2 separate regions of the Homo sapiens genome follow, and region 1 is linked to region 2. A link is an interaction called in ENCODE POLR2A ChIA-PET data of the cell type or tissue named here. Cell type or tissue: A673. All regions are shown on one strand.

Region 1 (5,000 bases), 240 kb before region 2:
TTACACATTTTGTTCTGATCTGCTGCTGTGATTAATGAATTTTTGAGCAATGACGATTAGGTTAATTTGAGTTCATTATTCAAATACCAGCGCCTAACAGATGGAACACTAAACTGAAGGTCAGGAAATGTGAATTCCACTCTAGGCTCACAGCTGACTTTCCATGCAATTTGAATTTCTTCTGCTTTGTGAAGATATTTGTGGATTAATGTTACTGTAAATAAAATGCTCTAAATGACAAGGATATAAAGTACTATGAAAGCAAATGGGAAAAAATGATAACTTAGGATAAAGAGTCTCTCTTCATCTGGGAATAATATTTAGAATTCATAAACAACCTTTTAGGGGAAAATTTAGATGCTGTACAGGTGGCAGAATTGCTTTTTTTTACTTGACTTTAAAATAATAATACCTGATACTTGAATAGTGATTTCCAGGTTTTTAAACACTTTCTTGTCCTACTCTTATGTGAACCTTAGAAAAGCCCTGTAAGTTAGACCATTATTCTCTGTGGCCTCATGTGGAAAATAGACAATAATCTGATTTCCTGGAGAGATTAAGAGAGATTAGACATATATATGTTGTCCTTCAAACCTGATGCCATTTTAGAGTTCTCCATGTAAGAAGTTCCTGTCATTCTTACCTAGCCTCATATCTTCACATAGTTCAGAAATAACGTGTTTTCTCAAGCATATAACTTGGTCTTCTTATTTTCCTTAGGCCTTCAAAATGCATTGTCGACTTGTTTTCTTCTGAAGAACTGTTCCTGTAAACAGCTCCTAGCATTTATTGCAGACTAGCAGAGCAGTAAAAGAACTGCAGTTATTTCAGGCTAAGAATCTACCTCCCCTCACTGACTGTCTTTTGAGGACTTGGATATAAATCTGATTCTGTCTTGTAACCAAAATATGAGTTGCTTTGATTTTGTGAAATACAAGAGCACACTCAGTGTTCAAACTATTCCACAAAGAGAAAATATATTATCTGTGTTACTATCTAGTGTTCACTAAGAATCCAAGCTAAGTCAAAAGGCCAGGTATGGTTGGCATTTACTGTGAATTTATGAATCATCCATGATTTTGTTGCTGCTGCTTCTTATTCCATACTTGGCCATTGCCAGCAATGGGACTTTATACAGGTGAGTTGGCTGAGTTTCAGTACAATGCTCTGTTTAATTGTAAACATATATGCACTGGGTATAAATAGGGTGGTGTTTTGTACCAGGTATTTTTTTCAGGTAACCAGGTCAATAATAAATTATTGAGTGATATACTGTGATGTTTTTCAGTTTGTGGATTAATTTCACAAACTGCATGGAAGCAAAAAGCCTTGCTCTGTTATAACTCAAACAAAAGCCCACAGAAGGAGAGAAAGGATGCTGCAAAGGCTGGAGCCAGCCAGTTTGAACCGGCACTAGTTAGTAGTGACACAGAGAAAAGAGGTGGGACCAGCACAGGAAGGAGGAGCATTCACACTCAGAGGGGAATTACATTCAGCCACTGCCTCATTTCTCAGGTTCACTGTAAAGGCCATTTAGAGGATGTAATTTAACTGTGTGGTTATAGGCCTAATGTTTTCACAAACTTCTTATTCTTCTGTGAAGGAGACACAGAAGTAGCTGTTTGTGCTACAGCAGTGCTTTTTGCATTTCCCCTCCTGAGATTTGCTTTTTTCCCCCCTCCCATTTAGAACTGAATGTGGATACTGGTAAAATAGCATCCTTAGTTTTGGACATTTCCTGAGAAAAAAATGAAAACAAAACCAGCTTTTAGAGAATTTCTAAGATCATGGCAAGGAAAAGTACTTAAAAAAAAAAAAGTCTAAGCAGATAACACCATCCAAAGCAAATAAAACTCCTTCAAAACGATATCTAGTTACAATATTGTAGAATGTGCATAAAGAAACTCCATTTGCTCTAAATAAATAGAGACAGGATATCTTTTATAACACCTGGTGAAAATTAAAGTTACAAAAGACTTTCTTAAGTAAAGGCAGTCAAATTGATTAACATTATATGATCAGTCATGTGAATATTTAAAATACAAATAGCCATTTTTTAAAATGAGAATGACTTTTAAGAATGAGTTAAATTGAGTGGGCAAGAAGGTGATTATAGGTCTTCTGGTATCTTTCAAGCTCATCATTGTCAAATCAGTTCTGTCTCATTAATTTCAGGGTTTACTACTACTAGGCAGCAATCCAAAACTATTTAAAACCTGCTGGATGGTTTTCACTCTAGGAGTCACTGCCAACCCCATCCCCCAACCAAAAATACAGGGACTGGAGACAAAACTGGGAGAAATGTTTAACACAAACACTCTGCCATGCAGACATCCTTAGGAATTTGAAGATTCAGCAACTTTAGGGTAGATTCTCACCAGTTGAGTTCAGGTGCATATGAAATAAAACCCACAGCTAAGTTAGGCGTGTATGTTGATGTTTCATTTAGTAGATGCTATCCAGAATTAACTCATAATATTGTAATGACTTTGGAAGTCAATATGTGATGATACAATTGATTTTAAATTTTCCGTGGTAATTGTAGTCATGAAAAACCTGAATAATCTAATAATCTTATTTTAGACATCGGTTTCAATTTTTCTTCTCACAAAGCCTTATATTGGAGCAATTTGCAAGAAAACCATGTTCTTTATTCCTCCTCACTCTTTGGTAGATACCCATGGGGTAAGGAATTGTCCAGAAATAAGAGGTTGTACAAGAAGCCTATCTTATCTAAACCAAAAGTGAATAATTTGCATTGTTAACTAGCCACTTTTTCTTAGTTGTCGACTCATTGACACCGTACATTGGCCAAATATTTTATGAAAGCTAATCTGTACTGTAGCTTCAGAGTGCTAAGATGATAGCAAGTGAGTTTATGATGATCCCATAATCTTTGAAGAAACTTATGTACTGGACAATAAACTAACAATGCCAGGTAGTAATCAATTAAGAAAACTCTTAAGAGGCAGACACAATAAGGAGTTAATTCTGGAAAAACAGTGGACTAGGTGTATTTGGAAAAGGCTATAACTTGAGTTATTCCCTGGAAGAGGGGTCCCATTGGCTGAAAGGAGAGAGGAGAGGGAATAGTATGAAATAGTTATGGAAGATTGGAGAGTTTCTCAGGGTTAATAGTGGGTTCTGAGTTTGAGACTAGTGAGAAGCTTAAGTTTACAGATACAGTGGGGTCAGGTTAAAGATTGTAAAGTTAATCTTTTTCTAGATCAGGGATTAAAAACCCAAATGCCTTCTGGGGCCAGAGAAGCTACTTCAGCGAGGCTCTAGGGACTGGCAAAAGGGGTGGTAACAGGTGAATATGTGCCCTAAGAGGAAGCCATTATTTACCTCCACCTAATCATTCCTTATGGCAAGGACTTCTTATTTTTCAAGAGAAATTGATTATCTGAACGATTGTGTGAAGTACCTGGATTTTTAAAACACTAGGCAAATCAAACAAAACCCATTTTGAGGCAGATTTTAAACTACACCCATAACTATGTAGGAAAAGGGAGTCTTGGAGCTTTTTAGTCAGGCCAGAGATAATGATGAATACTTTAGGAAGGTTATCACAGTGGTTACCTATTGGTGATTTTGAATGGAAAAGACCTGTGGACCCAAGTCATAGACTCCAGGAAGCCTTTTCTGCCCCTTCTGCAATGAAGAGTTAGGAAGACATTTAAATAAGTAATCAGCAAGATTTGATGACTGACTAAACTGGCTGTCACATGTGTTCTTTAGGGTGCTTTGGCTAGGGGGACAGATTGTAGTTCTTTAAAGCTGGCCTTTCCCTGTCTCTCATAAAAGTATTTTTTGTCCACAATATCTGCACCACCTGCCTCTAGCCAGTGGTGGTGCCTCTACAACTTCACTTGTAATTGCTCAGAAAATTGAACAGTAAGGGGTGGGTGGGTGGGTTGGTTAGTTCTTAAGGTTCTTCTGAGATATGGGATGTAGTGAGAAAAGCTTTAACCACTCATCTTACAATCAGAAGACTTGGAATCAAGTCCCAATTTTGCTACTTCCTGGCCTTATGACCTTGGACAGATCACACACCTTCTTGAACCTGGCACATTCTTCCTTATCTTGGGGCTGTGGCACAAGCTGTGTTCCCTGACCTGCATAATCTCTCTCTTCACCTTTACCTGACCCTCACCTTCTTGTCCTTAAGATCACAGCTAAAATGTCACTTCCTCAGAGAGGCCTTCCATGACCTTCCCATCTAAAGTGGAGCTTCTATCAGTTTCCTTGGGCTAATGTAACAAATTACCGTAAACTGGGTGGTTACATGTCCAAATTCAAGATGTTTCCAGCAGCATCCTCCATCTAAAAAGTAGGGAAGAATCCTTCCTGGCCTCCTTCTAGCTGCTGGTGGTTCCCAGCAATCCTTAGTGTGCCTTGGCTTGCAGCTGCAACATTCCTACCCCTTCCTTTGTGGTCACATGGCCTTCTTCCCTGTGTGTGTCTGGGTCTCTTCACATGGCCTTCTTATAAGAACATCAGTCATTGGATTTAGAACCCACCTCACTTCTGCAAGACCTCATTTTATCTAATGACGTCTGCAAAGATTCTATTTCCAAATAAAGTCAACTTCTAAGGTTCCAGGTATACATGAATTGAGGTGTAGGGGGGGCACTATTCAACCCAGTACCAACCCCCTTTTTAAATTATCTTTATTGTATTTACTATATTTGTAGTTATATATTAATTTGTTGGTTTATCTTTCTAACATGGGAATTCTATGAAGGCAAGCTTTAAGTCCATTTTATTCATTTCTATATACTCAATGCCTGGATAATTTTTGATACCTAAAAGCTAACCAAAAAGTATTTATTTAGTACATTAAGTAATCTTTTTTCCCTCTGGCTAATTGTCTTCATTGATGAAATAATGGGGTTGGAATTGCTAGTCTTTAAGGTATTTTGCAGTTCCAGTAGTATGTGACTCTGTTTTTTACAGATGCCCAGTGACCCCAAGTTGCTCTGTGAATCAGGGCAGCA
Region 2 (5,000 bases):
AGTTTGCTGGAAATTATTTAAGCCCTGGGTTTAGCACAAGTGGTGTTTAAGACATCTATTCTTTTTGTTCAGTCAATCTCTAGAGTAGCAATTATAGCAGATAAGATTTTCAGAGGCTAAAGGCCACAGGCTTCCCGTTCCTGGTAGAAATGACACCCCTGTGAAATCTGCTTCATAGATGACATTAGGTGACCACAACGATTAGTGTACCATGAACCTCAGAACCACTGGAGCTGTGGGTGCCAAACCCTGTGGGACCTCTATTCATAAACTAATAGATTTAACTTCTCAGTCCAAGCAAATCTCTAATATAGGCATGGGGAAAAAGAAAGGAGAAGCCCCAAGCCAAAGGAATTGTCTGTCACTGACAGTTTGTGAAAGGAACACACGAGTGCTTTTATTCTAATCAATGGGTGCCACAATGTTAGCATATTTAAAAGATAATGACATATACTTGATGGTCACAGAGGAATCATTTATGGAAAAATGAGCATTTGCAGTATTATTTCAGACTTTTGGATTTGTTCCATGTTTCAGAAAAAAAAAAAAAAAACTATGCTAAATTTCAAAGGAAACTTGAGCCTTACCATTCACACGTTCTGTAATTTCAAATAACTGTTCCAAACCTGATAATGAAATTTTTTTTTCATTGAATGAAGATTGACTTCTAAGTCACTTTATTTAAATACTAAAAGCGAAGAGAAAAACCAGTCCTCTCCTGCCACTTTCTCTGGGCTCCCAGGCCCTGCATGCTTCCTAGTTAATCATACACAATCCAAACATTCTCCACATACAGTGCACAGCCTCACAGCACTCCCCAACTCAGCAAGCTCAGGGCCTAAGGCCTCTCCTATTCCTCCACATGGTATTCTGAAATACATATAGTGTACTTCAGCATTTTTAAAAAGTCTCGGTATGTACATATGAACTTGATATTTGATATCTGATTTTTCCTATTTCATATTTTTAATAAACTTAATTTATCGTGCCTCATTTACACTTGCATAAACTAGAAGGTGGTATATCCTTTTAACTGTAGTTGTCAAAAATATGTCACTCTACTTTCATGCAAATCAAGGTACATTTAGAGGCATCCTGCTCAGTTCTAAAATTAGGTCAGTTCACCAACACAATGTTTCCTATCTCATGAGGCCCTCCATGCCCAACGCCATCTGTTTTCTCCTGCTCCCTCCCCCGTCCACTAATACACTCTCCCTGAGTAATATTTTTCTGCTTCTGTATTCCTTTTTTATTCTCTTTCTGTGACAATGTCAAAGACAATAGCAGAATCAAAGAGATATTGTATTAATCAAAATAATTGATACTAGCTACCATAATAAACAAAACCTAGTTTTCAGTGACTTATCATAATATCAAGTTATTTCTTGCTTATGCAAAGTCCAGTATCCCTCTTTTCAAAGCGATGACTTGGAATCCCTTCTCCTTTCATTCTGTGGTGTCACCGTCCTTTAGACCCTCAGAATCCTTCATTTCTATCAAGGTGGTTGGAGAAAGAATGAGAGAATGGAAGCTTTTGTGGAATATGTGGTCATCGTCACTAGAAGTGCGTTGGCCAGCACTCAGTCACGTGGTTCTGTCTAGATGCTGGACAGGCTAGGACATGTGTGTCAGGAAAGAGCAGATGTAGGTAAATACCAACTATCTTGGCCACATACAGAGCCTCTCTCAATTTTTTCCACAATCACATCATCTCAGGTGAACCACCCTAATCCAGTGTGCATCTTTAGGCATGCACTTCCCTTACCACTCCAGCCACCCTGCTTCCCTCTCCGCCTTTTATCTCTGACATTATTTTTTTTTTTTTTAAGAGATAGGGTCTCACTCTGCTGGACAGGCTGGAGTGCACTGGCACAATGATGGCTCACTGCAGCCTTGACCTCTCAGGCACAAGCAATCCTCCTGCCTCAGCCTCCCAAGTAGCTGGGACTACAGGCATGCACCACATGCCCGGCTAACTTTTTAGAATTTTTTTATAGAGACAAGGTCTCACTAAGTTGCAAACTCTTCTCAAACTCCTGAGCTCAAGCGATCCTCCCACTGCAGCTTCTCAAAGTGCTGAGATTACAGGTGTGAGCCACCACACCTGGCTCTGGCATTAGCATTTCAGCCCACCCAAAGCTATTCTTCCCACGAACCAAGTGTATTACTCCCTGCTGACTCACCACTCTATCTTGAGTTCCAAAAAAAATCAAATGTTTCTAAAGTTAAATAGTTGCCCTAGATTGTGTTAATTTCTTCAGTCTTTGCAAGGAATAAAAACTGAGGGTGAAATAAGCTGATAGAATCACCACTGGCTACCATAATAAAGCATTCATACCAAGTGCAAGGCAGGGCTCGGTGGCTCATGCCTGTAATCTTAGCACTTTGGGAGGCCCAGGTGGGTGGATCACCTGGGCTCAGGAGTTCGGGACCAGCCTGGGCAACATGGTGAAATCCTATCTCTACTAAAAATACAAAAGTTAACTAGGCATGGAGGCCCACACCTGTCCCAACTATTCGCGAGGCTGAGGTGGGAGGATAGCTTGAGCCTGGGAGGCAGAGGTTGCGGTGAGCTGAGATCATGCCACTGCACTCCAACCTGGTTGACAGAGTACGACCCCTTCTCAAAAAAAAAAAAAAAAATTCACACCAAGTGCAAGAAGCAATACAAACGACACAATAAAGAAAATCCCAGAGGAGATAGAAGCAGAAATAAGAACTTAAATTTTTCATAAAAGACTAATACAATAATTTTGGATACTCTGATACACGTATAAAATTCTTCAAAATTTCCTGAGATGAAAAGGTAAATCCCCTGCACCAGGACAGATAGCCTGAGTTACTAGTTTCATAACTAGAATTATGAAAGAGGAATGCTCAAAGGAACAAGCTGCATTTGGAAACATTTTGCAATTTTCAGACCTGAGATCAGTTACCCAAAAGATGAGTTAAAATATTCTGAAAAACAATCTCTTACAATAGACGTCACTAAGCCAGATATGATCCTTCCCCAGAAACAAAAGGAAAAACTGATCATGAAAAGATCTTACCACTTCCTGTGGAATTCAGAATCATCTGAAACACTACTGGAGAAGAAAATAGAGGGAAATATTGCTGGATTTCTTAGTCTTTGCTTGTACCCATTCAATTAATCTTATAGTTTTTCAAACTTATTTTTAGGTTTATCTTATTAACTCTTTTATCTATATTTCATGTGGGAGTATGACAGTCCCTTTTATTTAAATTATCCTACCATTACTATTGAAACTTTTTAAATCAATATTATTCTAAAGCTTTATTTATATGAGGTCAGACTTTTTTTCTGGCTGGATAGGGTAATAGTAGTTGTAATAATTAAAAGTGAAGGAATAACTTAGATCAGAATAAAAAAATATTCCCTGGCTTTTTTACTTACAGGAAATTGTAGATTATTCCTTTCCAGAAGGTGAAAAAAAAATCTTGTGTGAGTAATAAGACAAATTTTCACACAAATAACCAATAACATGAGCTAGACAGATGTTGTTTATAAATTCTTTTACTTGCGCCATTTCTTTGGGAAGTTAGGAAAAAGAAAATCACTTAAAGTACAAAATAATAGATGCTTTGCCATTGGGGCCCTATTATAATATGAAATAGACAAAGTTCAAGTGGTTTTTAATATTAATAGTCTAAACTGTAAAATCATGAATGGTACTGTAATTGGGTTATTTTGGTTGCAGAAAGATCTACTTGTAACCAGCTGCAGTGATAAAGGGCAATTAACAAAATAAAGTTACAGGGATATTTCATGGAAGCTATAGAACTCTCTCCCCTTTATGTCTCTCAACTAGATCGCTATGCTTCCCGGTTAATATGGAAGAAAATTACTGACAACATATACCAATGTATCCTCCACTTAAGAAAGTACCCCAGGCTAGGCATTGTGGCTCATGCCTGCAATCCCAGCACTTTGAGAGGGCCAGGTGGGCAGATCACTTGAGTCCAGGAGTTCAAGACCAGTTTAGGCAACATAGTGAAACCTTATCTCTACTAAAAATACAGAAATTAGCCAGGTGTGGTGGCACTCTCCTGTAATCCCAGCTACTCGGGAGGCTGAGGCACAAGGTTGCTTGAATCCGGGAGGGGGAGGTTGCAGTGAGCCGAGACTGCGCCACTGCACTCCAGCCTGGGTGACAGAGCGAGACCCTGAATAGAAGGAAGGAAGGAAGGAAGGAAGGAAGGAAGGAAGGAAGGAAGGAAGGAAGGAAGGAAGAAGGAAGGAAGGAAGGAAGGAGGAAGGAAGGAAGGAAGGAAGGAAGGAAGGAAGGGAGAACTAAGTCCCCATTCTTTCTTTTTCTTTGAGATAGGTTCTCTCTCTGTCACCCAGGCTGAAGTGCAGTGGTGTAATCTCAGCTCACTGCAGCCTCGACCTCCTGGGCTCATATGATACTCCCACCTCAGCCTCCTGAGTAGCTGGGACTACAGATGTGTACCACTACGCCCAGCTAATTTTTTTTTTTTTTTTTTTTAGTGTAAAGATGGGGTTTTGCTATGTTGCCCAGGCTGTTCTCTAACTCCTGGACTCAAGCCATCTGCTCACCTTGGTATTACAGGTGTGAGCCACTGTACCAGGCCTAAATCCTAATTCTAAATTCCTGCAAATGGATCTCAGATTGTTCCAGTTTAAATCCAAATTTCAATCTCTAATCACCTTTGACAGTGCTAAGTCGTTTTGTACAAATGGTGGTCAGAGGCCCACTGCTGGTACAGTTCAAAGAAAACACAACATACAGCAATAAAAAAATGCCAAGAACAGACCAGGCGCGGTGGCTCACACCTGTAATCCCAGCAATTTGGGTGGCCAAAATGGGAGGGTCACTTGAGGTCAGGAGCTTGAGACCAGCCTGGCCAACATGGCGAAGCCCCATCTCTACTAATGATACAAAAATTAACCAGGCATGGTGGCGCACACCTCTAATCCCAGCTACTCAGGAGGCTGAGTCACGGGGATTGATCGAACC

What was found. Peaks named below come from ENCODE experiments on the same cell type or tissue, not always from the same donor. Only the 100,000 strongest peaks of a DNase experiment are listed, where the experiment ranks them.
Region 1: POLR2A ChIA-PET joins it to region 2 with 9 read pairs; 3 of 35 experiments call an interaction of 5 or more read pairs at or near these places.

The regions. Positions count from the first base shown.
Region 1 is chr5:90,939,332-90,944,331 of GRCh38, forward strand. All of the region lies in intron 83 of ADGRV1 (adhesion G protein-coupled receptor V1), which reads left to right. Among named protein-coding and RNA genes, the nearest start is that of LUCAT1, 370 kb to the right of the region's middle. In A673, no CTCF peak of the experiment used is centred here; DNase peaks (open chromatin) are centred at 1,430 and 2,230.
Region 2 is chr5:91,175,697-91,180,696 of GRCh38, forward strand. The region is part of intron 6 of LOC107986432 (a long non-coding RNA gene); the gene reads right to left. Among named protein-coding and RNA genes, the nearest start is that of LUCAT1, 140 kb to the right of the region's middle. In A673, no CTCF peak of the experiment used is centred here; DNase peaks (open chromatin) are centred at 3,025, 4,125 and 4,375; H3K27ac peaks cover 2,835 bases.